Linked DNA regions of Homo sapiens: region 2 is linked to region 1. A link is a loop called in an ENCODE intact Hi-C map of the cell type or tissue named here. Cell type or tissue: endothelial cell of umbilical vein. All regions are shown on one strand. Each heading gives the region's core, and the rest is flanking DNA. Links, peaks and the distances in the headings are about the cores only.

Region 1 (12,590 bases), core at 1,322-9,321:
TAAGAGATAAAACATTCTTGGTCACAGCAAGAACCCGGACAACTATTTCACCTCTCTTTGCATGAATTTCACCTCAAACACACACATACAAAAATCTACTTCAAACAAACCATTATCATTAACTTTAAAAAATCCATAAACTCAGCAGAAGAGAGCCTTTCTCCATGCCATGACAGAGAAAAATACACCACTATTATTCAAGAGACCTGGGGAAAAAGGTTTGAAATTTTTTCCCCTTGAAAATAATAAGAAAAGCAAATAACAGTCTTTTAGATTCTGTGAATAAGGCAATATAGCTGAAATTTATTATACAAGATCTTCATAAAATCCTCATGCTACTTCAAATTTCATTTTAGGGCTTTGTTAAATCTGATGGCAGAAATAATTAAAACACATGCGTTAAGAAATGAAACAATAAATTTTCCTCTGCTAAGTGATAAGTTAGCAGAGGAAAGTTCTGTGGAACTTCTCATCCACAGAAATCAGTTGTTATTCCCCAGGATCTAAAACAAGACTGCACTGGTATTTGTGTAAAGGGCTCAGGGTAGACACCAACCAGCATCATCTGGTGCAGCTGGAACTCATGAGAGCAGGATCAGCCCAGCTAGGTCCCTGCCCTCCCAGCCTCCTGTTGAAAAGTGTGCTTGGGCCAAATGGATAAATGTGCCATGGGGATGCCAGCACGGAAACTCCACCCCTTGATATTCTTCCATTTAATGAGGTATGTATAAAGGTAGTCTTGCGTGGGGGAATAAACATGTTAGATAACACACCAAGCAGTTTCAACCTGACATGTCTACTGTGTAGGAAAAGTCTCTCAGATGTCACTGCATCCAGAACTTGGAGACCTTGGGAGCCCTCCATCCCAAGGGACATTGAGTCTGAGAGCTGGCTCACTGTCAGGCAACTTAGAGGCCCCAGGGAAAGGGTCAGATAGTGCTGCTTGTCTCCACAACTTCCAGCAGTATAGAGTTGGGTATACACACACAACGTATACAAGTATATAGCTGTGTGTTTGTAACATTTGAATTTAGACAAATTTGCTTATACGTGCCTTTTCAAACATGTCTCATAACATATGTAACCTAACATATATGGGTGAAAACTGTTCACATGATTTTTTTTACAGATCCCACCTTGAAACTGCAATTATTGGTCCCCTCAAAGATTCAAGAGAGCTCATCAGAAGTGTTAGCAATGACAGCCTTGCTTACAGGCAAATTATTAAGAGAAAAAACTCATTGACATCCACTGGGTACTTCACATTGCATTGTTGTCCTAAACTTAAGCACACTGGTCTTCCTCCTCTTTTCCTTTCATTTTTAGTAGTTTTGCCATCACCCTAGCTAAAAATATAAAGTCATCTTTGCTTTAACTTCATCCATCTCCCCCATCAGTCACCAAATACTGTGACCCTCCTTCCCAAGTTGGAGGGGAGTGTGACCTTCCCCCAGCACCTCCTGCTGCCTCTGTCCACACTCTCATTGCTCCCACCTAGGCTAGTGCAACAGGCCCTGGGTTGTCTCCCTGATGCCCCTCTGGCCTCCATAGTCTCCGGCGTTGTCTTTCACTCATTTCACAAATGCTCATTGATTTCTTACTATGAGTCAAAAGATGGGTGACTTACTGATGACACAAGGATGAACAAGACCCCCGCCCCCGCCCCGCTGTCAAGGACCTCGAAATCTAAAACACAAATTCCATCCCCGCCCCCGCCCCGCTGTCAAGGACCTTGAAATCTAAAACACAAATTCCATTTTGTCGCTCACCTGCCTAAAATTCTCCAGGGGACCACCATGGCCTATAGGATGAAATCAGAATGTATTAGCACAGCACAAACTGTTATTGCCCATACTCAAGGGATCTGGCCCCAATCTGCTCTGTCTCATCTCCCACCATTCTGCCCCATGTGCCCAGGTTGCAGCCACCCCAGCTACCTATAGCCTGTTCACCCTTCCAAGACTCAAGCAAACCACACCCTCTACCTGGAATGCCCTTCCTCTAGCAAACTTCTAGGCAGCAGCACCCTGAGCAGGTTCACAGAGTCTACCGTGGATGAATCAGAATGCCAAGTCAGCGATTTTCCATAAACCCCACAAACGTGTGTACGGCACCTACCAGGCCAGGCACTGAGGGCCCTTACATGATTTATCATTATTCCTCACAAGGAACAGGAAGCTACTCTTAGTATCCCATTTTACAGATGAGGAAACTGATACAAAGAACATCATATAATTTGCCCAAGGTCACCGATAGGAAGTGGCAGAGCCAGAATCTCAACCTGGTTCCAAAATCAGTGCTTTTAACTACTTTGGTAAACAATGAGAATTTCTGGAGGACAGAAAGTTCTATCCCTGAGGGGCAGGCTACAAGGGAAGCCAAATAACGCTATGAGAGGTTACGTGGTAACCATGCAATCGGAAAAGCGTTACTGTAACTCAAGTGTTTGATGGGGGTCAGGGTAGCATAAAACATCCTTTTCCACAAAAACACAATGCCTGTTTCTGGACCCAGAGACACCATGGCCTTGGGCTGGGCACTTCACCTGAGCGGGGCATAGACTAGCATGTATGCCTGCCTCTCCTCCTCCTGGGGTCTGTGGGTCTTTAGCTCTTGTTCTAATTAACAAAATACCTTCATTCAGGCCTGGGAGTCACTCCACCTCCTTAATGTGACTGGGCCCCTCTCTGCTCTGATGAGTTATGCTGGTTTTACAGTTTACAGCTCAGAGAGCGCTTATGTCTGCTATTTCTTGCAGATGTTTTCACTCTTGCCTCCACGAGGCGGCTAATATTACCCATTTTGAGGATGACAAAATAGTGAGGAAGGTCACAGAGCTGGTCCTCAAAGCGGGACTTGAACCTCGGCCTTCTGACTGCCAATCCTGTTCTTTCCATGCTACTCGTTGTTTAAGAGAAGAAGCCTTCAAGATCTGCAGCTAACCCAACCCCACTGGCTCCGCAACCCTGGGCCCAGCCTGTGCGTCTGCTTCCTCCCCAACTCGCACTGGTCTCAGCAGCCATCCCAGGAGGCGCCCCGGCTCCACGCTTCCCTGGTGCCTCAACTTTATGCACCCAGCATGTCTGGCCACAGCAGCCACCCACTGCATGCACCATACCTCAGTGTCTGTCCACACTACACCACAGTGAGCGGTCCTGGCCTGCCTTGGCGCCACCCTGCGGCTCCTCTCCTTGCCATCCACTCACACTCTTCCTCTGCCGTCTGTGCCACCATCTTTGCAGTTTTCTGCTCCCTTGGCCACAGCTCCAAGATTCTACCTGGTCTCCACTGCTCCATCTGGACTCCTAGGCAGGCTCACTCCCACCTATTGTTCTCTTTTTAGCCTTGGCATTGTCTCCACTCTCTGCCTTTCCATTTATATGGCACAGTAACTAAATGTTTTGCATTTTCCAACACCACACTGACTTCAACTCTTCTGTCCCACCATCAGACCGTTGGGGAAATTTTACAGGTCAGAAATATGTAGATTTATTGTGCCTAGACATCATGTTTTCATTGGCACCACACGCAAAGAATACAAAATCCAAAAGGCACCAACGAATATAGCACATATAGTAAAATTAAGTCACTTCCTAGCCCTCTTCCCCAGGCCCACAAGCCCCCGCTTCCCCTACTCAGGGGCAGCAACTGTAAGCAGTTTCTTATGCTTCCAGACATAGTCCGTGAACCTCTGACTTGGGCGGGATTGCCAGTGTTTCAGCAGCAGCATTGGCAACTTTCTAACCATTTGTAAATGTAATAGTATATAAAGATTTTTTAAAATTCAGCTTCGATTCCACCACCCTAAATTAACTCATGTCATTTCTCTACATTGCATCCCAATTTTTATCTACATACACACATTTTTCATTGTTTTAATCATAGTATGGTTAAAAGTTTAGTTCTACTTCCATTGCTAATTTCTTACACATATTTCATCTTCATTATTTTTAACAGCTACATAATATTCATTTGGGGTAAAACTCAGTTCTTCAGTTTTTATTCCAAGTTTTCACAATTGTAAATATCAGTATAACAATCTATAATTTTTTCTTCTTTGAATTATTGCTTTAGGACAAGTTCCCGGAGTGGTAGTATTGAATCTAAGGAATGTTTCATGTCACATTTAGCCAAATAACTCTCTTAGAAAGGTCAGAGCAGTTGTAATTCCTCATACAGGTATAAGGACACATCTTACTTTTGTTCCATCAAATACAATAATTATACTTATCAACAAAAAATGCTTCCTCATGATGTTCTGTTTATATATTTCTGTAATAAATAAATAACTCAGGTCAATGTCTTCTCTTTAGGTTTCTGTGTTTAATGCAGACTTCTGTTAGAAGCAGTCCTCAGAGCCTGTTGGAATAATGTGAGTGAGTGACTGGTTGGATTTCTAGGACCTCAAAGAGCTTTTAGTTCTTTGTCGCGCCCCACATGAAAGGCAGTTTGGCAAGGTCAAGTATGGTGGGGATGCATTCTCTCTCTCTCTCTCTCTCTCTCTCTCTCTCTCTCTCTCTCTCTCTCTCTCATCCTTGGTAACATTGTTTCATATCCACTGAGCTCTTTTTATGTTACTAGAAAATCCAATCGTGTTTCCAATGTATATTCTTTTAAGAGATCTTCTCTTTTTGCATGTCATCAAAGATGTATTTCCCTTATTATTTAAAATATATATAAGACCCCTCCCACTTTGGAGAGCAGGACCTGGACTTGAACTTGGACTCTTCACTTACTAGTTATATCCCTTGGGCAAATCACTCAGTTTCTTGGAGGTTAATTTCTATCTGTAAGATGGGAGATTAATAATATCTGTCTACCTCACATTGTTGTAAAAATCAAATGAAAAGATGTATAAGTGTGAGAACTGTTTCCTAAATGTTCGTAACTATTCTGTTAGACCATGTAACTCTTCTCTATTTCAAGTCTAATCTCTTATTGATTCTGGAATAAAGTATTCCTGCATCTTTAGTTATTGATTTAGGACCTTTTCTTTCTTTGGCTTACTCAGGAAGTCTAACTATTCAGAAATTGCAATACTCAGATCTATTCCCCAGATCTGCCCTCCTGAAGTGTTTCATTTCTTAATTTAGTTTCTTTAAATTCTGGATCTATTGCTCAGGTTTCTTTACTGATTTAAGTGCCATTTCTGCTTTGTGCAGTTTAAACATGATTTTCAATGTGTCTTTTGCAATAATCATTACTTTCATTCTTTTTTATTCTGACTTTCACTAGGGAGGATGTAATGTCCACTTGATTTCTTTGAAAAGAGGCTCCAGCCATTTTCTGAATTCTGTGTATGGTTCCCTGTGGTTGTTTCTTTCTTTGGGATTAATTAAAATAAAGTTTTTTGTGTGGGCTCATTGGGTGTTTTTTGAAACTTTTTTAGAAAACCCACATTGATTTTTTTTCAGTTTAGTGCATTCTCCCTTAAGTTACTTCAGTGACTGGTCTTTGCTGTACTGCTGAAAATTCTTTAGTAACATTTTTCAATTAATTTTAAGAGAATTTGCAATTAGGAGTTTGACTGGTTTTCTACTCACTCCAATATTTTCCCGGATAATTTTTTTCTACCATGTCAGGCCTTTCTATCTTCTGATTCAATGGAGTCTGGAAAGAATCCAAAGTCTAATTATGGGATTAGAACAAGAAAGCCAAGTACTTTCAATGGAAAACTGAAAAATGCCTTTTTGTGCTTTGTTGCTGCTGTTAAGGCTCAGGCTGAGTCTAAGAAAAGGGAAGAAAGATTGGAATACTGAAATAAAATCTTACCAAAAACGCTTTAATAACCTTACATATTAGCTGCATTCCTAAAGGCTCTGAACCTTCCAGGCATCTCGCAAGCGGCAAGGGCCGCATTCATTTCTTTGGCTATAAATGAAGGGATGCTAAATTATTTCCAAGGTCACTTTTCCATCTCTGAATTTCTACAACATTAAATAATGTTTAAGCTGCGAGTTCAGGCATGAATTAATGTAACCAGAATTATTCCCACTTCTTGCTACCCTGCCCACAAAATGCACACACACACACCCCCACTTTGATTTCCCGATTTTTAAATTGTTCAAATCAATTGTTATGAAACATAAAATGAAGCCGGGAGAGAGAAAATGAGGGAACCGAATACAAAATTCCTCCCTTCTGGAATCAGGGCAGCCTCTGCACCCCCAGATCTCCTCCAACACATGAGGTACTTAAGAGGAGACCCCTCAAGGCAGCACCCTGCCAAGGCATGGTTGAGTCACCAAATCTCAGCCGTTTGGACTGTGAGGGGAGACCCTGCAGCCCTCTGGTGGACAAAAGTGGCATTACAGCCTTCTCTGCATCCAAAAGGTCACAGCCCATCTGAGATGGAAGCGTGATGGATCTATCTGCAAGCGTGACCTGAAATCCTAACCAAGGGCCAACCTGCCCAGGACAGGCTGGATCTTTGCCTCAGAAATGGTGCTTTTGTCATTTTGAGAAACATTATCCCTGCAGATTTCAGATTTGAAACTCAAGAAGGCTATGGTGGATTTCAAATAGGGTAATGTTAAATGGCCTACATTTTTACTAGTATTGTGGGCACTCCTACCAGAAGAAAAATTTTTTAATTCCATATAATTCAGAATGAAGTTAATCAGAATGAAGTTGTTCCCCACTCCTTTCTTGTGTCCTTCCAGCCCTCAGGATGGTAGCAGCTTCCGCTGCCACTAATATGTGGTTGTTTCACCAGCCCATTTGGCTTCTCAGCCCAGTCCAACGTGTAACCAATTTCCTGTTTTAAATTCCCTCTTTGAAATGCCTACAATGATTTTGTTGTGCTTGGCAATAGGAATATGGCAGTGACCAAGACAGACTTCGTTCCAGATCTTATGGAGCTCATAGTCTAGCTCAGGAAAATAAATATTAAATAAGCACTCATTCAGTTAATAATTATTTCAAAAAGGAAGTACATGAGAATGCATAGCAGAGGAACTTAACCTGGAATAAGGATAAATTTTGTAGTTCCACAGGTGACACTAGAAGCTAGAAACTCTAGGCCAGCAGGACTTTACACAGAGACAGTCCCACAGCTATGATGGAAGCACAGAAAGTTGTGATGTTGCCTCTCCTCCTCCCTGGGTCCAGCAGGGAAGAAAGGAAGGGTTCCTAGCCAAAGGCGGAAGTGGAGGATTTCAGGCAGGATTCAGTGCACAGTAGTGACAGAGAAGCAAGGATGGAGTTCTTCTGACAGCCTGCAGGCACCCAAGAAAACTTGGCTCTGCTAGATCTGGCCAGGAAAGAAACCAAAATCTTGAAGGAATGTGTCATCGCCCTGGCAACCTCCAAGCCACGGGAGTCAGACAATGTCCAGACCAAGCCTGACTCAAAAAATGCTTTCCCAAAGATTTAACCTATAATATCACAATATTTCCCCAGTCTCCTCCTGACCAGCATCATATGATAGGGTACGAGGATGGGAGAACCAGCCTGCTGCTGTGCTCTCTTGTCCCAACAGGTGTCTGCTCCTGTCTTGATGAGCTCAAAACATCCTTATCTTCTCTACCTGTCAATACTGATGAACACCAGATTACTCAACACCCTGATGCGCCATGCCAAATCCTAACAACTCTCAATTTATATCAGATGGGATAGGCATACTTTATTCAGCTTTGCTATTTAGATCAGGGGTCCCCAATCCCTGGGCTACAGACCAGACAAGTCCATGACCTGTTAGGAACCAGGCTGCACAGCAGGAGGTGAGTGGTGGGCGACCAAGGGAAGCTTCATCTGTATTTACAGCCACTCCCCATCACTCGCATTACCGCCTGAGCCCTACCTCCTATCAGATCAGCAGAGGCATTAGATTCTCATAGGTGCATGAACCCTATTGTGAACTTCATATGCAAAGGATCTAGGTTTCACACTCCTTATGAGAATCTAATGCCTGATGATCTGTCACTGTCTCCCATCACCCCGATGGGGCCATCTAGTTGCAGGAAAACAAGCTCAGGGGTCCCACTGATTCTACATCATGGTGAGTTGTACAATTACATATATATATATATATATATATATATATATACATATATATATATATGTATATAATATATAATGTAATAATAATAGAAATAAAGTGCACGATAAATGTAATGAGCTTGAATCATCCCAAAATTATCCACCCGCAAACCCCACAGTCCATGGAAAAACTCTTCTACGAAACCAGTCCCTGGTGCCAAAAGATTGGGGACTGCTGATTTAGATCACTGTTTACAAGATCTAAAGTTTTTTGAACAGAGAACTTCTACTCCCTTACCACAGAGGGAAGTCATTACTCGCCGTCCTGCCTTACAGAGTCCCCGATAAGGAATGAGGGAGAGAGCAAAGTTTCAAGTCTTCTCTCTCCAAGTTCACTGCCTATTCTAAGTTAATATTAGATGACCTTAGAATGCCTAAACAATTATAACTCCACATATTACCCCCCACAGGGCCTTGGTCTGTCCTTTGAACTCCAATTACATTTAGTGTACACTGTCAAACTCATGACTCAAGAAGTCATTATGGGTTAGTTGCAGCAACTGAGGCAGGCCAAGAAAAGGAGGGAGCTCTGATGTTGCTTGAGACCCTTGGATGAGGGCCCAGAGCAGCCCTTCTCAATCTGGGCTACATGAGCAAACTAAGCCCTAATGCCCAAAGGCATCTATTTTATGTAATGAATTAACTTATATTTCTCGTTCTTCTAGAATGGAACTAATTATGTCACATCCTAGAGAAACTGAGAAGACAGTCACTCAAATAATGTTCTGTAGACCTTAATTCTTTCCTGGAAATCCTGTTGAGAAAGGCTGGCCTAATAGCAAAAGTAGGTTCCAGTAATACTTTTGTCACTCTCTTGAACCTGTCTAATTCAGAGGACCGTACACAAATGATGACAGTCACACAAGCATCAGCACAACGAGGGAGAAATGTATATTGAAAGGACATGGGTATAAAGACATAGCGAGAAAACATGGAAAAGCTACTAGGCAACCAGAAGAGCCCCAAGAAGGCCACACCCAGGTCTCCCGATGGCCTTTTATCTTCCTTCTGCACAAATGAGATACAGCAGATGCTTATCAATTTAACAAGAGATATCTGACCCCTCCAACTAACCAGACCCATTCCATTTTAGCAGAAGACAACCGAAGAAATTAAACCTATTTTTATCTAGCATGATCGCCTTTGCAGTGTCCATTTTCTGGATATATCCACACAAAACCAGCTTCTCCCCTCATCACCCTCACACTCTCCCACCCTCAGTCCACTGAGCCCTGTGGGAAGGAGTGAAGGGGTGCAGAGGAACTAGTTACCAACAGTGACTATGTTCCATGGGATAAAGAAAGAGTGGGACACTGGAGGGAAGATTCATATGATCTGCCTCGTGGTCCCAGAGTTCTGCCGACTGGGGCAAGGTTGAGCCACTCTGTGGGAGAGATGCAGTGGAAGGGTGGAAAAGAGGTGCTGATGAATCCCACTTAGTTTAGTGCTTTTTTTGGCAGTTGTTTTCTAGGTGTTTCACTGATGCGTCCTATTTCCTCAGCTAGCTTGTAAATTCCTTCAGTGCAAAGATGAAGTTTATGCTGTAAATCTTTAATTTTCTACAGTGTTTAGCACACTGCTTCTCCTGCAGATGCTTGATCAGCATATTGTTGATTAATTAGAATCTGCTTGGGAGGAAAATGGTGTATCCTTGCAACAATTACAGTTAAGGTTTATGTTGAAGTACTGTATGAATATCATGTAGCTTAAAATATTTAATACTTGTGCACTATGAGCCAAAGCTCTCCCCCACATCCTGCCCTGCTATGCTTCATGGGAACCACCCACCTTGAAAATTGGACAGAAACAGAATACTGAGTGGGGAGGGGGCCTCCTCACTGCTGGAATTTAGCAGAGCTCCTCCTGGAAACAGCCCAAAAGTCTCTTTCTCATCTAACTCTTCGGGAACAGCAGGCAAACCAGAAACTGACCGCCCATCTCCTTTCCACCCCTGCTGCCCCCTCCAGTCAGAGGTTTGTCTCATGCTACCCCCATGTGAAAGCAACGCTTTGCTGCTGAACTCTAGAGTCCCAGCAACACTCACCTCTTGCTACTCGCAGTGAGCAATCAGCTTGCATAGCCCATCCCCAGGGCCTTCAGGTCAGCCTCCGGACCACCTCTGGTGGGGTCCTAGTGCTCCTCTGTGGTCTGAAGCCTGTGAAATCTGACTGCCAGTTTCAGGCTGGGGATCACAGGGCCCTGACCCCTGCTGTGGCTCCCAGATCAGCCAGGAGCTTGGATATCAAGACCTTGGAGGGAGTTTGATGCTGAAAACTGACACCAAACTCCCTCCAAGGTCTTGATATCCAAGCTCCTGGCTGACTGGTTCAGAGACTTTAGGAATGCAGCTAAGTAACCTAAACACACATAAAATTGACTGATTCTCAAAACCCAGTGGAGTGGCCTGATGCCTGTAATCCCAGCACTTTGGGAGGCCAAGGCAGGTGGATCACTTGAAGTCAGGAGCTCAAGACCAGTCTGGCCAACATGGTGAAACCCTGTCTCCACTAAAAATATAAAAATTAGCCAGGCATGGTGGTGCGTGCCTGTAGTCCAAGCTACTTGGGAGGCTGAGGCAGGAGAATCTCTTGAACCCCGGAGGCAGAGGTTGCAGTGAGCCGAGATTGCACCAGTGCACTCCAGTCTGGGCAACAAAGCCAGACGCTGTCTCAAAAACAAAAATAAACAAATAAACAAACAAACAAAAAACAGTGGATTCAGTTTCAGTGGGGAACATGCCCTTCCAGTGATGAGAAAAGTTGTTGTCCATCATCCATCCCTCCAACCTGGAGTAATAATTAGAAAGTAGCAGAGTGAACATGGAACCAGGAGAGAGAGTTGGCTGGTACTGAAGGATCTTTCAACCAGACAGGAGGACAAGCCTGCAAATAGCCTTGGCTGACCCTCCTTTGCTTGCAATTCTTGGGCAGAATGTACAGAGAATGCAACATTCTGAGATAGGAGGAAATGCCCAGAATAGCCCAGGCTTTGTCTCCGTCATTCCTAGAACAGCCTGCAATGCTTGGCTCACCAATCCAAGTGGCCTCTGAGGTATAAAACCAGAGCAGAATGCTTTCAGGGTCCCTCAGTAGTGGTGCTATATCAGTCCATTTTGTTTTGCTGTAAAGGAATATCTGGGCAATTTATACAAAAAAGAAGTTCATTTGTCTTACGGCTTTGCAGTCTCTACAAGAAGCCTAGCACCAGCATCTCCTCAGCTTCTGGTGAGGTCCTCAGGAAGCTCCCACTCATGGTGGAAGGCAAAGAGGGAGGCAGCATGTCACATGGCATGAGAGGGGGCAAAAGAGAAAGGAGAAGGTGCCAGGTTCTTTAAAACAACCAGATCTCACATGAAGTAATAGCTGAGAGCTCGCTCATTACCACGGGGAGGACACGAAGCCATTCATGGGGGATCAACCCCTCTGACCCAAACACCTCCCTCCAGGCCCCACCTCCACACTGGGGATCACATTTCAACATGAGATTTGGAGGGGACAAATATCCAAACTATATCAGATGTATAGTGGAGCACATACAGATAAGACTGCATCCACCCTGGGCAGCCTCCCTAAGCCTTGGGGGACCAGCACATCATGGATCCTAGACTTCTGTTGGCCCTTGCTCCCTGCCTGGGAGTACTAAACTTGCTTTGCCTGACATGTTGCACAAGTGCTCTGTCTCACCAAACTCATACACTGGCAGCTGGGTTTGGGCAAAACCTCCTGCCAGATCTAGAAACCTGCCAGATCTAGGAACCTTAGTAGAAGCTGGCAAGGTGTTTAGAGTTCTCCTCTGGGATTCTTAATAGTCGCACAGAATTCCCCACCAGGGATTAATACCCATGCACAGTATTCTGCTTAACAGAGGTGCTGGTGATGCTGATGTGCACCCACTCTCCACGCTGCATCACACCTTCGGGATGTCCAGAATATTCATGCCTACCAGAACATATGGATCTTCTTTGGGACAATATTAAACTCTAAAAATTCCACTTTTTTTAGAGACAGGATCTCACCCTGTCACCCAGGCTGGAATGCAGTGGCACAATCATAGCTCACTACAGCCTCCAACTCCTGAACTCAAGTCATCCTGCCTCCTCAGCCCGCTGAGTAGCTGGTAATACAGGTGCACGCAACCATGATCAGCTAATTTTTTATTTCTTGTAGAGATAAGAGTCTCACTATATGGCCCAGACTGGTCTCAAACTCCTTGCCTCAAGTGATCCTCCCATCTCTGCTTCCCAAAGTGCTGGGATTCCAGGCGTGAACCACTGTGCCCAACTCCCTATAAATTCTTAACTCACAGCCATCTTCATCCTAAATTTGATGAGTTTAGATCTCCCTCCTTGTGTCTTAATCATTCCATCAGATTTTTGAACATATTTTTGCTCTTTTCTAAACGTGTAGACAATGTTACGTCATGCACTGACAAATAAGGGTCATCAGCGGACATATGTGATGGCAGGGATCCCACGACTTCCCTGAGAAGATGAGTCTCCTGCCCTTTCCTTTGCACTACCTTCCAGATTTCATTTCCACTGTACTTAGAAA
Region 2 (13,129 bases), core at 2,963-10,962, 260 kb before region 1:
AGAACTTTATGACAAATCACATCTTAGGCTTTAGAAACAAAACCAACTCCCTTTATCACCCAAGGGAGTCGGCAAGTATAAAGAAATGCTTTGGAGAAAAGAAGACCCATATCATTTCTTTTTCTTTCTAAGAGTAAAGTTCAGACTGTACTCTTGTAGCAGTGATCCTTGAGCTGGTGCCTGAATTCCCCTTAGGAATTATTCCTTACAATTTAACCTCTGATTTCCCTGGGGGAGAATATACTTTAATTTGTTATTAGTCACATTCCGATGTGAATGGGTTTCTGATCCTCTTTGAAAGCAAGTAGTGATAGGGAGAGACAAGAAGTTGTGGGGTGCCTGAGGTAGGTAGGGAAATGGTTCCTGTCTGAAAAGCAAAGGGAGGAAAGCCAATCTCTCTTGACCTAGCCCAGCCTGATTGCAGGAGTGCAAGTGTCAGATTAGCAAGGGACTAGGTGTTTCAAAGAGCCCTAGTGACCTCCCTGTTATACTGTGAGCTTTAACTGTGCAAAAGCCAAGATTCAAGGTATGAAAGGTAGAAAAGAATGTCCTTTGTAGGGACATGGATGAAATTGGAAATCATCATTCTCAGTAAACTATCGCAAGAACAAAAAACCAAACACCGCATATTCTCACTCATAGGTGGGAATTGAACAATGAGAACACAAGGACACAGGAAGGGGAACATCACACTCTGGGGACTGTTGTGGGGTGGGGGGAGCGGGGAGGGATAGCATTGGGAGATATACCTAATGCTAGATGACGAGTTAATGGGTGCAGCACACCAGCATGGCACATGTACACATATGTAACTAACCTGCACATTGTGCACATGTACCCTAAAACTTAAAGTACAATTTAAAAAAAAAAGAAATATGCATACATGGGGCAGAGAAATGTCTATCAGAGACTGTTGGGCAACAGCAGAGACTTGTTTGTTTTGTTATCAAAGATTCTCCTAAAATGCACATGTTTTTCGGGGGGGCGGTGAGGGAAGAGCATTGTTTTCAGCTGTATCAGTTCACACCCTATCAGGAAGAAGTGGGCCCAGCGTCTTGTCAGAGTGGGAGAGAAGCCAGGCTCCATGGAGACTGGGGAGGAAGGTGTGCAGGGGGCACTGCTGCAGAGCACTGAAAGGGCAGGTGCTTTTCAGCATCTCAGCTATACTTTCCTGACTTGCAAGTTTTCCTTGGCACAGCCAGGAATCTGGAGTTGGCATCCTCTATGGCTAGAATGTTAACACAGATGATGGCATCAACCGTTAGAAAGCTAAGCTTTCTGGGCCAGTGGAATGGCTGAAGAACTGTGTCACAAGGAGGAGAATCTCTTCTGATGCCCCCAGAAGAGGCTTATTTCCCAGGAGTTTTCCCATGAGTTCGTTTCCAAGGCCAAACATCCTTTCTCCACAGATCTTTTTGATCACCATGGAGACAATCTGCTGCTCTGTCCAATGGAGAGTTTGAGCGGCAGTCACCATGACAACCTGCGGGGGTAGAAGGACAGCTCAAAGCACCCCTCAGATGAGAGCCAGGACAGGGACCGGAAGACACTGTGGTTCTCACAAGTGCAGCAGATGAAGGGGGACTCCCTTCCTCTGTCTGAGCAGTGAGCTAGAGATGGGTGTGAGGGGTGGGGCCCAGGGCTGGTGAGGTCAAGGTCTTGGGCTGCTGAAGGAAATTGGCTTTGTTCTTTTCTGACTTCATGTTTTGGTTGTCCCTGGCCAGTCCAGCTGGTAGATGTCTGGATACATGGCAAAACCAGAGCACAGCAAATCCATCTAGTCCTGGATAGAGGGCGGGGCAGGGAGGAGGAAGCAGCATCCCCCTGAAAGATGACCCAAGTGCCTTTCACAGGAGTTAGCCCACCTCTCCCAGGATGGTGGAGGCAAGAGCTTGCCGAAAAGTTGAAGCGGAAGAAAGCCCTGACCCCTGTGATGGCGCGTCCTGGCTAATCTAATCAGTAGATTTTGTGGTGTGAGGCCAGAGGCCTGCTACACCATCCCTGACCCCCGTGTTTGCTGACTCCTACTGGAGCCTGCCTGACACGGGTGGATCTGGGGACCTCTGTGTTCAGCCCATAGCTGGTTTCCTGCAGAGCTGGGCCAGGAGGCTTGCCCATCTCCTTCCTTCCTCCTGGGCTCTCTCATCCATCTGCTGACCTGGGCTTCCTGGCTCCCTGTCCAGTGCTCTTACTCCCACTATTCCATGGTTGCATTATTCAGAGAAACAGCTTGTGCCTTCACTGTAGTCTTCATCCAGGAGGACCAGGAAGGAACAGAGCAGCACTGACATCTGCCAGTCCCTGGGGTCAAGTGGCTTAAAAAAGGCACAGATGTGACCTAAATCCTGATCACTGTGCTGGGGGCTCTCCTTGTGAAGACCGCATCTTAGGGGACAGCCAGCCATCTGTAAGTGCATCCCTCAGAGCCAAACTGATATCCAAATTTTGATAATAGACACAAGTTATATGACTCCAATTCTGGAGGGTCAACTTCTTTGTGATCCAGTTTTCTCACGTGTAAAGTGGGAGTACACTTGTAGGGGTGTTGAGAGAAGGAAATGAATTAACATCTGGGCCTGGATTATGATTTATATTAGCTGTTATTATGATATCTTAATACCAAGTCTTCATACCGAGCATGGGGACACACCCTACTGATCAGTTATTCTCTGTGACGCCCCAACCTCCACCCAGCAGGGGATTTGTTTGTGCCCATCAACTCCGCGGCTGAAGAGCAGCATCTGCTTTGCATTGTGTGCACCAATTCTCTGGGGAGTGAAGGTGTCTCTTCACCCAATCCCAAAATGGAGCCTCTTACTGCTTGCCATAAGCCCTGTGTGTTGTCATGCAACCAAAGGGTCTGTTCTGTGTTCAGACGTCTGGTCTGGCCCCTGCTGGCTTTGTCTCCTTGCCCATCACCTCTCCTAAAACAAGTACCTGCCTCCATTCCCTCTGGTGTTTGGCCATCCCTGTTAGTCTGCATCCACTGAATATTGTGCAGACTGCGGTTCTTCTGAACTGTTCACTAGGAGTTCCTTAAACAAATCGCCAAGAGTGTGTCTTCAGAAGCTCCTCCATCCTGGGTCAGCACCCTTTGGCTGCATCCCATCACTGTATTCTTGTGATGTCTTTCTTCCCTCCCCATGTCAAAAATTACTCTCAGGAAGGTTCCGCAAACTCATTTATTCTGATGGGTAAGTGGCTATTAGGGCCTAGTCTTACTGAGGGTTAGAAGACTGCCAGGTAGCCCTCCTTAATGCTGTGGACTAATGGCCTCTTCATATATACAACAGCGTTCCCTGAGGATGTGCTGCCGTGGATGCTGCTGTGAGTATCACTATTGCCATTGTTATGGTAACCACTTACAAGCACCTGCTATGTGCCAGGTAAGATATTTGGCCATCGTAGTGTATAAGTGGTCAAGAGCACATGGCTTACTGATTCTGAACCTCATTTATTATACCAAAAGTTCCAGAAGGAACAAAGATTTAAATGCAATGGAGCTTGTGCCAAGACTTATGGACAAGGATACACTTTAGAGCCCCAATATAATAGCAAAAGACAGGAAACCACTGAAGGCTCGTCGACAGAAGTTGATTAAATAAGTTATAGCATATCCATTTGTAGAATACTCTGCATTAGTTAAAAAGAATGAGGCTAGGTCTGTAGCCATTGATAATGAAACAATCTCCAAGATATAAGTAAAGTGAAAACAAAGCAAGTTGTAGAAGAATATCTAGCATATGCTACTGTGTGAAAGCAAACAGAAGAGTATATGTATAGACTAATTTTAGAAAGAAAAAGGGAGTTGACAACAGTGATTGCTTTTGGGAGATGTGTTGATGATCTGGGTAGCAGGGACACTTACTTTTTATGTTTCAAGGGAGTTAGGTCCTTTTTATTCCTTACCATATGCAGGTATTATTTTTGAATTTAAAAAGTTTAAGAAATAAATGCTGTGGAGTCAGACTTGGATGTAAATCCAATTGCTATCAATTTCTAGCCATGTGGCCTTGACTAAGTTACTTACCCTCTTCTAGTCCTGGTCTTCTAGCTGCCAGAGGGGGACACTCTGTAGCTTGTGGTGAGGGTTAAGCGAGATAGTGCCTGTGAAGTTCTCAGCACAGTGTCTGGCACAAAAGCAAACCCTCAATTGTTAGATGCTTGCTCTGAACTGTTTATGTCCCTCCAAAATTCATATATTGATGTCCTAATCACCAATGTGATGGTAGTTGGAGGTGGGGTGTCTTTGGAAGGTAAATAGGTTTAGATGAGTTCATGAGGGTGGAGCACGCATGATGGGTAACCCTTATAAGGAGATGAAGGGACCAGAGCTCTCTCTACCTTGTGAAGACACAACAAGGAGACAACTGTCTGTTCACCAGGAAGAGGGATCTCACCAAGAACCCAAGACTGCCAGCCTCTAGAAGTGTGAGAAATAAATGTTTGTTGTTTAAACCACCCAATTGTTATAACAGCCCAAACTGACTAAGACAGTGCTTTACGTAAGTATCTCTAATTAGCATTCTGGATGTAGTACTATTCAGTTAAGCTATGTTCTGTGCATTAGGCACCTAGCAAAATCTGATGATGTGCAAGCAATGGAAGAGTCACACAGTGGAGAACCAACTGCAACAATCCCAGGAGCAAAGTGCTATGGGACCACAGAAGAAAGTAGGTTTCAATTTGCTGGAGGGGTATTGATGGGTATAGGGTAGGGATCCAGGAAGCGTTCACCAAAGAGGCAGCAGTGGAGATCTGGGTTTCACAGGATGAGAAGAAGCAGTTCCAGCAGAGACACCACATGAGAAAAGGCACAGGGTGGGCGGGGGGCTTGGGGCTTAGAGCCCTATATCTCCGCTATGGGGCTGGAGAGCAGAATGTGAGGAGAGATGGGCAGGGCCCTCAGGTGGAGACAATGGGCATCAGTTCCCCTCACAGCAGTGCCTTGTCCACTCCTTTCCTGTGGTCACCTCCTTGAGATCCTAACCAGTTTTGCAATGCCGCAGAACTGGGGCAAAATTATGGTAGCCTTTTTGCAAAAATGTCCTAGGGACTTCTATCCACAGCCCTCGTGTCATGTTAGCTGGGGAAGTAGCAGCAACATGTGTTCTTTAGGGCAGGAGTGATTCTATCCTATATGCTTCCAATACTGCAGTCAGTTACCTCGAGACACTACTCCCCCGAAAGAGTCATACAAAGGATTTGTATGCATGTACTGTTTTCTCTACCAATTATATATCTGTCTATAAAATATAGATATGTTTTTCTGTCTAAGCAGGGAAGGATCGATGCAGGGAACTGTGATTAAACTAGACATCTCTGACAGGAAGAAGAGCTGGAAGGACTGACAGGCTCCGGTGGCCACCCTACAACCAGAAGACAGACACCTGACAATGTATTGTCAGATGATGGATTAGCCAAGCCTGGGGAAGAGAGCTGAGTGTACAGCTTCCCTCCCAGTCTCCTGGGTGACAAAACCGCTGGATGACCCCGCCAACAATAATGAGATGAAAATGAAGAACACTGCAGTATAATGAGCATGATAAAATAGAGATGTTGCTAAATAATGGGTCGGCCATGGCTGAGGAGCAGGAGAAAGAGCCAAGCCCAAAGGAGGTGGATAAGGCCTTCCTGTGTGGTCTCCAAGCCTGACCCCCTGATGTGTTGCTGTTGCTCAACCAGGCCATAGATGGTTTTGAGTCCCTAGGGTGGCAAAGATGTCAGAGAGGGACTAGAGGGTGGGCCTAAGTGAAAATCCCCAGCAGGCTCTATCCTGGTCACTGTGGCTCTGACCTCCACCAGGGGAGGGACAAAAGTGTGGTAAGCACACATGCTGATGGTGGTTATGAATTACTGCCTTTAGTAGGAACCTGTTGCCTGCCAATGAGTATCAGCAAATGGTCTGAGTTAACGCATCAAAGTTTTTCAGAACATTGCACCTCTCATCTACATAGTGCAGAGTGGAAGAAGCCTGTTAATTATGCTTTTGTTTGTATTTTTGTTTAGTTGGTAGCTTGGAGTATCTGCCAGCAGAGGCAGCTGCCCCTAGGGAGGGAGGTACCTGGGTGCTACAGGGATGGCTGCCTGTAAAGATTTCTGGCACCAAGCCTCTCTGCAGTTTTTGTTTTTTATTTTTTAAATAATTAAATTAAGACTTATTTTTGAATAAGTAATATCTACATAGAGTACAAAATTTAAAAGGAACAAAAGGGGTGCAGGAAACATACATATCCCTTCTTCTCCCCCTATTCCCAGCCACCCATTTTCCTTCCCTCGAGGCAACCACTGTTACCAGTTTCTTCTGCAGTTTTCCAGAGATATTCTAAGCATAAATAAGTGCATGTACCTCAACCTGCAAGCATACTTACCAGTTTTTTTTTTTAAAAAAACACAAATGTTAACGTACTGTATCAACAAGAGTCCTGACAGAAAACAGATGGCACACATAAAGTGAGTCATTTCAGTAGAGTTTAATAAATGGACTGTTTACCAAGGTGTAGGAAAAGCCCAAAGCCAGCAACAGTTGAGTGAGAGGGCACAGTGACATAGTGTGAGCAACACTGCCAGTTGAGGAGCATTCCAGGGAGGTGTGGGGGCATAATCACCTGTCCTTCCTCTCCTCCCTCTGACCTTTTGCTGCAGCACCTCATGGGCTGCACTCAACCTAAGCCAGAGAACAAGAGTCTATTGATGCAGTTTAAAGAGGTCACTCTGGGGCACGGAACAGGTGGGGAAGGGCCAAGAGTGAATAAGGAGGGCAAATGTGGGCACTCAGCTCATGCACTCAGCTCCTCATCCTGTTCTTTGCTGTTTTCCACTTCACAGTCTATCTGTACATAGAGCCTCATTCTTTCTGCTAGCTTATTCTATTGCATTTCCGTTGTGGAATACCACGCCACATGCAAGAGACTGAATTGTGACCCCCACCCCAATTATATGTTGAAGTCCTAACACCCAATGTTAACTGTATGTAGAGTGAAGAAGTCATTAAAGTTAAATGAGGCCATAAGGGTGATGCCTAGAATAAGGCTTATTAAGAGGAGACACCAGAGCTCTCTATCTGTCATGTGAGGACACAGCCAGAAGATGGCAGTCTGCAAGCCAGGAACTCATCAGAAAACCCAGCAGCAGGAACCCTGATCTTGAACTTCCCAGTCTCCAGAACTGGGAGAAAGAAATGTCTGCTCTTTAACCCACCCAGTTCATGGTATTTTGTTATGGCAGCCTGAGCTAAGACACCACACACACACACACACACACACACACACACACACACACACACACACACGTAATATATCACAAAAATAATAATATATACAACCATATATTCAACTAGTCCCTCACTGATGGTCTTTTAAGATAGTTTCCAATTTTCTGCTATTACAAACAATGCTGCAAGGCAAATCCTTTTACTGCCATTTCACTGGTAAGGATACATACAGAATAAATTCCATAGGAATTTATTTATAGGAAGGGATTGTTGTATCAAAGAATGTATGCTTTAAAAATGTTGATAGATTCAGCTGCAGCACCCTGCATAGAATTTGCACCAATTTGCATGCACATTAGCAATGTATAAGGTTCCCATGCAGTTTTTAAACATCTGGGTTTCGAAGACGTGAATAAACTTATTACAGCATCTTTCCAGCAGTGCCTGTCACCTTACAAGACATAAACTTTTCTTGTTTTTGAAATTATGAGAATACATAATTCTCCTCTTGTTTTCTGTCCTGTCTTTCAGCTTTTTTCAGCAGGGATAAAATTCCTCCACTCCTGAATGAAATTCTTATGGTTTTTCTTTGGGCACAGTTCTGACTCATTTTAAGTCATAAATTAACTGCCTCAGTTAAGATGTTAAGTATCCAGTTTTTCTTTCTGGGCATGAACAAGCCAATTATATATGAAAACATACCTTAGAGACAGTTAGGAAACCCACATATGTACAGGTACCAGGACATGCCAAGGAATCATCATTAATCCCACAACATTGCTGTGGCACGCAGGAAAACATCCTTATTCTATGAAGAGGCAGTCTGAAGTATCCAGAAATGTGAAACACACGTCTTCAATCTACCCCAACACTTCAGCAAAAACAAGATGAAGCAAATATGCAAAACAGTAACAATCATTACATCTAGGTGATGGACACCTTCCTTTATGTTCAACAACTCTCATAATAAAAAACTTAGAAGAGATGTCTAGCCAAGACAATAATCAATACTTCACACTTCATCCATAGGTAAGACTCCTCCCTCTCCTCCCCCTGCTGCTCCCCAGCCAGGGCCAGCAGTGAGAGAGTCTGTGATCTAGGAAGGAGGTTGCAGTGGCTTCTGCTCCTTCTTCATTCAACTCCTCTCCTACCAGGGTTGAAGAGAGATAGTCAGAGGACAGGATGGTACTTACGTGGCTTGCTCTTTGACCTGGCAGATGTCTAAAACAGACTCTTGTAACCCTTGGGTTCGGCAGAGCCCAACACGATCTGTGATGTGGGCAATGGATTCTGTTTCTCCAGCTGCCACCCCCCCACTCCACCACCAGCCCTGATCTGGTGGTCCACAATACACCAACAAATTTTACTCTTCATGTGATCTTCTTGGGAAGAACTTAAAAGAGCTCCAGCCTGGTTTTCCCTATGCTGAGTGGCAAATATTTGTTCTATGGAAAACCTTCAACCCTCCAACAAATCCTGGAAATGCAGGTCATCTGTCTTTTGGTCACAAGCAACTTCAGCTTTCTCAGGCCTGAGTTAGGCAGGAATCTAAGATCTCCCCTCCCCAGCTGCAGAGAACACACACCAAGCTTTCTCAATGTGCCCCGGAAGCTCCCTCTCAATAGGTTTATGTTGGAAAGTAGCTTCTTATTCTCTTCCCAGAGGTGAGGGAGTGAGAAATTATCAGTGTTCTCCAAAGAAATCTCATAAATTTTCCCAATATATCTCTTGCATAATACACTTCCCCCACCATGCTATTGAATATATCTTAGTATTATTAAACATTTACTTTCATTTCACACATTAAGAGTTTTATCAATATTTATACAAGATGTGTTACATTTAATTCCATTTGTTTAAAATTGTGCTAGAAGAATGTTGTTTTATTAGTTATCTATTGTTATAATGGCTTAAGATAATGTTTATTATCTCATACAACTTCTGAAGGTCAGGAATCCAGAATTGGTTTAGCTGGGTGGTTCTAGCTCAGGGTCTCCTGTGAGGTTGCAGTCAAGAAGATGGCCAGGGCTGCAGCACCTGAAGTCTTGATCGGCTGGAGGAGCTACTTCCAAGAGGGGTCACTTACGTGGCTGTGCCTCAGTTTCTCTCTGGCTGTTATCAGGAGACCTCAGATTCTCACCAAGTAAGCTTCTCCATAAGGCTGCCCAAGACACAGCAACTTACTCTCTTCAAGAGAGCAAGAAAGAAGCCATGATGTCTTTTATGACTTAGCCTCGGAAGTGACATGCCATCACACCTGCCATATGCTATTGGTTGCACAGATTAATCATGGTACAATGTGGGGGAGAAGAGGGTGTGAATACCAAGAGACAGGGACCACTAGGACCGTCTTGGAGCTAGCCACCACACCTATTGATGTCATCCTGCATGTCCTCTCAGCTGTCAGTATAAACTATGCTTCATGGACTCGTGCTCCACAGAGTTGTATTCCATGGGAGAGAATCCCTCTGTGGTCTTAAGTGTGGCACTTTGTATAGCGCCCCCATGACATAAGTAACTGTATCTCAGAAACAGACTCCATCTTACATTTCAAAAGGCCCCTTGCCAAAAGAGAACAGATATTTTGCCTAATCAATAAAGACTACATCCAACCAGATAAGGACATAACCAAGCACACTTTTCCACTATCAGTTCTCACCAGAGGACTCTGGGGTGGCCATTAAAAGAGCAGGACCTCAGCAGCTTGAAAAGTCCACCTTAACAGACACCATCTTGCTATCACTCGTGATATGCATCTGGCATCTGCAACCCAAAGCTCTGCCCATATCAAAGACTCTTCCTTGCAAGACCGACAGCCACCACAGGCCAGACCAGAAGATTATTTTTGTCTATGTTGGTCGCCCTGGACTGGTTCATTAATGTTTTTACTATCCCTTCTCTCTTGATGATAAATGTTACTTTGTTTGTGGTGGAATATTTAATTTATAACATTTACATATTGATCAAGTATACTACTATGTATGGTTTGCAATAATGATTGATTTCCTGCCCACAGGCTTGGGCCTATGTGCCCGTGGCTCTGACAACTGAGTGAATGAGAAGTACTAAGGAGAACTGCCTTCTTGCTGAACTCCATGTAGCTCGTGTCTTTTATGTTTGAGACAGCTTCAGTAAAAGTCTGACATTGTGGAAAGACACAAATGTGCATGAACCTGGTTATCTCTAACCTTGGGCATCTCATGGGACACTTGGTCACAGGGCACAAGTACAGAGTGAAGTCTGCCCCTGTGTCTCCCAGAGGTCATGGTGATAATAGTCCCATAACTGTTTTTGCCATGAGTCTGGGCCAGAAGATAAATCTTATTGTTCTGTGTTCTTATTCCTGCCCACACAGCTCCCGCCTGCCATAGTGCCAGTGCTCTTTTGTGCCCTTACCATGGAATCACTCACAAAAGCAAGCTCTGTGGCCAGCCATGCCCGGACATGCACTGAATCCTAGCAGAGTTCAGGCTCAGGCGGGGGCACTCCTAACCGTTCCCTCCCAGCCTGTAGCACATGCATAAGGAGCCCTATTGCCTGCAGTGATCAGTGTGAAGAAATGGGGGCAAGTTGGGGGTGAAGTGTACTCTGATTGCGGCAAAGGGTTTCCATCTTCTTGTCACAGGAGAAGTGGATCCCAGCACAGGCAGTGTCCATGGAGGAGAAGAAAAGACACCAAAAGCAAAGGTACAGAGCATACACATTACCCCATGAAGAGGACCTTCGAGAATCCATGAGCATAGTCATCCTGCCTGAACTTAATTTCCCTCTACACTCTCTTTCCCCCTAGCTTCCATATCATGGAGTTATATGGAATTCGTATAACTTTATTGTGGAATATCATCTAGAATTTTAGTTCCTCCTCCACTCTTTGTTTGTTTGTTTATTTGTTTTGTTTTTAAGAGACAGGGTCCCTCTCTGTCGCCCAGGCTGAAATGCAGTGGCATAATCCCAGCCCACTGGAGCCTTGAACTCCTGGGTGCAAGCCATCTCCCCATGGCAGCCTCCTGAGTAGCTGGGACTACAGGTGCACACCACTCCCCGAGCTGACCTCCATGCTTTTAACCTCTCAGTAGTTATGATTTATCATCCATTGATTATTAGATTTGCCAACATGCTTTATTGCTCTCTTGGCCCACTACTGCTCCTTACATCTCATTCCCCTTTATGGCTCATATTCTTTCTTGCTAAAGTAATACTTTTGAAGTTCTTTCAAGTCATTCTTTCTCTTTGATGTTCTATAATTGCACTATGATGTCTCCAGTAGAAATATGGATTTGTCTTTAATTACATTGCTTGAGATTTGGTGTTTTCCTTCAATGCTGAACACTCTCAGCCATTATTCCTCAACACAGCAGTGTCTGGGAGGTGGAGACAATACACCGATCACTGCAGACAGGGCTCCATATGCGTATGCTGCAGGGTTGGGAGGGAACTCTTAGGGGTACTCCTGTTTGAGCCTAAACTCTGCTAGGATTCAGTACATGTCTGGGCATGCCTGACCACCCAGGCCTGCTTTTACGAGGGATTCTATGGGAAGGTGTCTGGGAGGTGGGGACAACATTTTATAGGATGGTCAAGAAAAGGTCTCTGGGGAGAAGATATGGGAGCAGAGACCTAAATGATCTGCAAGAGGAGTGGTCCAGGTAGAAGGAAGAGCAAACACAAAGAGTCAACAGGATTCAGGAATTGAAAGAAGGCCAGTGAGACTGAGCATAGTGAATGAGAAGGAACGTGGCAGGAAATTAGATTAGAGCAGAGATGGGGGCAGGGACCAGCCCTCGTAGGCTTCCTGGGCCCTTCATAGGAGTTTGAGATGAGAAATGAAGGCAGTTAGTGTGAGCTTTTGTGGTAGATACACCTAAATCTGAGCCTTCTTTTCTAGGCTCCAAGCAATATTGTCACCCTTGTAGTTAGATGCATCTATGTGATTGAGTTCTAAACAATGGAATGAGAACAAAAGTGATGTATACTCCTCCCAGTCCTGGCCAATAAAAAACTTGCACAGGTGCCCTCCTGCGCGCTTTCCCTTGCTTCTGGCTGCCTGGGATGGAAACAACCACATCAATCCTGAAAGCCACATGTTGCTGGTGGCAGAGTTGCCATCAGTCTGGGTACCCGAGTGACCCAGGTCACCCAAGTGACCCACTGTTTGAAGCAGAATTCTCACCACCATCCTCAACTCATCCCTTCTGACCTGGAACTGCCTTAAGGTGTTAAATATAAGACATCGATATCTTATTCTCTAAAGCATCAACCTTGTTGCTATTGTAGCATACACAGCCTAAACTAATGCAGCCAAGAGGACCTTGTCGAAGAAACTTGAAGTTGTGTGGGTCACACAAAAAGAGGATAGCGTGTCCAGGGTAATATTAAATTATACAGGTTAATAATGTATGTCACAGATGGACTTGCCTACTGAGGAAATATTTCTCCAAGACTAACTTTTTTTTTTTTTTTTGACAGTCTCACTCTGTTGCCCAGGCTAGAGTGCAGTGGCACAATCCTGGCTCATTGCAACCTCCTCCTCCTGGGTTCAAGAGATCCTCCTGCCTTAGCCTCCTGAGAAGCTGGGATTACAGGTGCCCACCACCACATCTGGCTAATTTTATATTTTTGGTAGAGACGGGGTTTCACCATGTTGACCAGGCTGGTCTTGAACTCCTGACCTCAGGTGATCCACCCGCCTTGGCCTCCCAAAGTGCTGGGATTACAGGAGTGAGTCACTGTGCCGGGCCATGAGTACCTTTTAACAGATGAAGTAATCATAGCTCCGAAGAATTAGCTGCTTCTCTTGAAGATACTTGATGGCAGAAACTTCATAATAAACCAGAACTCCTAATTTCTAGTCCAGGGTTCTTTCCCTGGGACTGAAGGGAGGGAGCTGGGGGAAGGAACAGACTTGGAAGAGAGGCG

Evidence for each region. A loop is a pair of places that touch in the nucleus more often than their neighbours do. Peaks named below come from ENCODE experiments on the same cell type or tissue, not always from the same donor. Only the 100,000 strongest peaks of a DNase experiment are listed, where the experiment ranks them.
Region 2: a loop joins it to region 1, with 12 times the contacts of the local background. A loop is called at or near these places in 14 of 110 quality-filtered maps.

Annotation. Positions count from the first base shown.
Region 1 is chr14:23,923,663-23,936,252 of GRCh38, forward strand. LOC105370411 (a long non-coding RNA gene) reads right to left here and starts at 6,352. Exons shown (of 2, transcript XR_943618.2): 1 at 5,544-6,352; 2 at 4,252-4,359. It also overlaps a transcript of LINC00596 not described here. In endothelial cell of umbilical vein, for the core only: a CTCF peak has its summit at 6,309 (motif pointing left); a DNase peak (open chromatin) is centred at 6,269.
Region 2 is chr14:23,658,992-23,672,120 of GRCh38, forward strand. It overlaps LOC105370407 (a long non-coding RNA gene), which reads left to right and starts at 2,318. Exons shown (of 3, transcript XR_943607.3): 1 at 2,318-2,407; 2 at 3,294-3,327; 3 at 5,330-5,415. RefSeq lists an enhancer at 11,033-12,232. In endothelial cell of umbilical vein, for the core only: a CTCF peak has its summit at 7,079 (motif pointing right); a DNase peak (open chromatin) is centred at 7,090; H3K27me3 peaks cover 174 bases.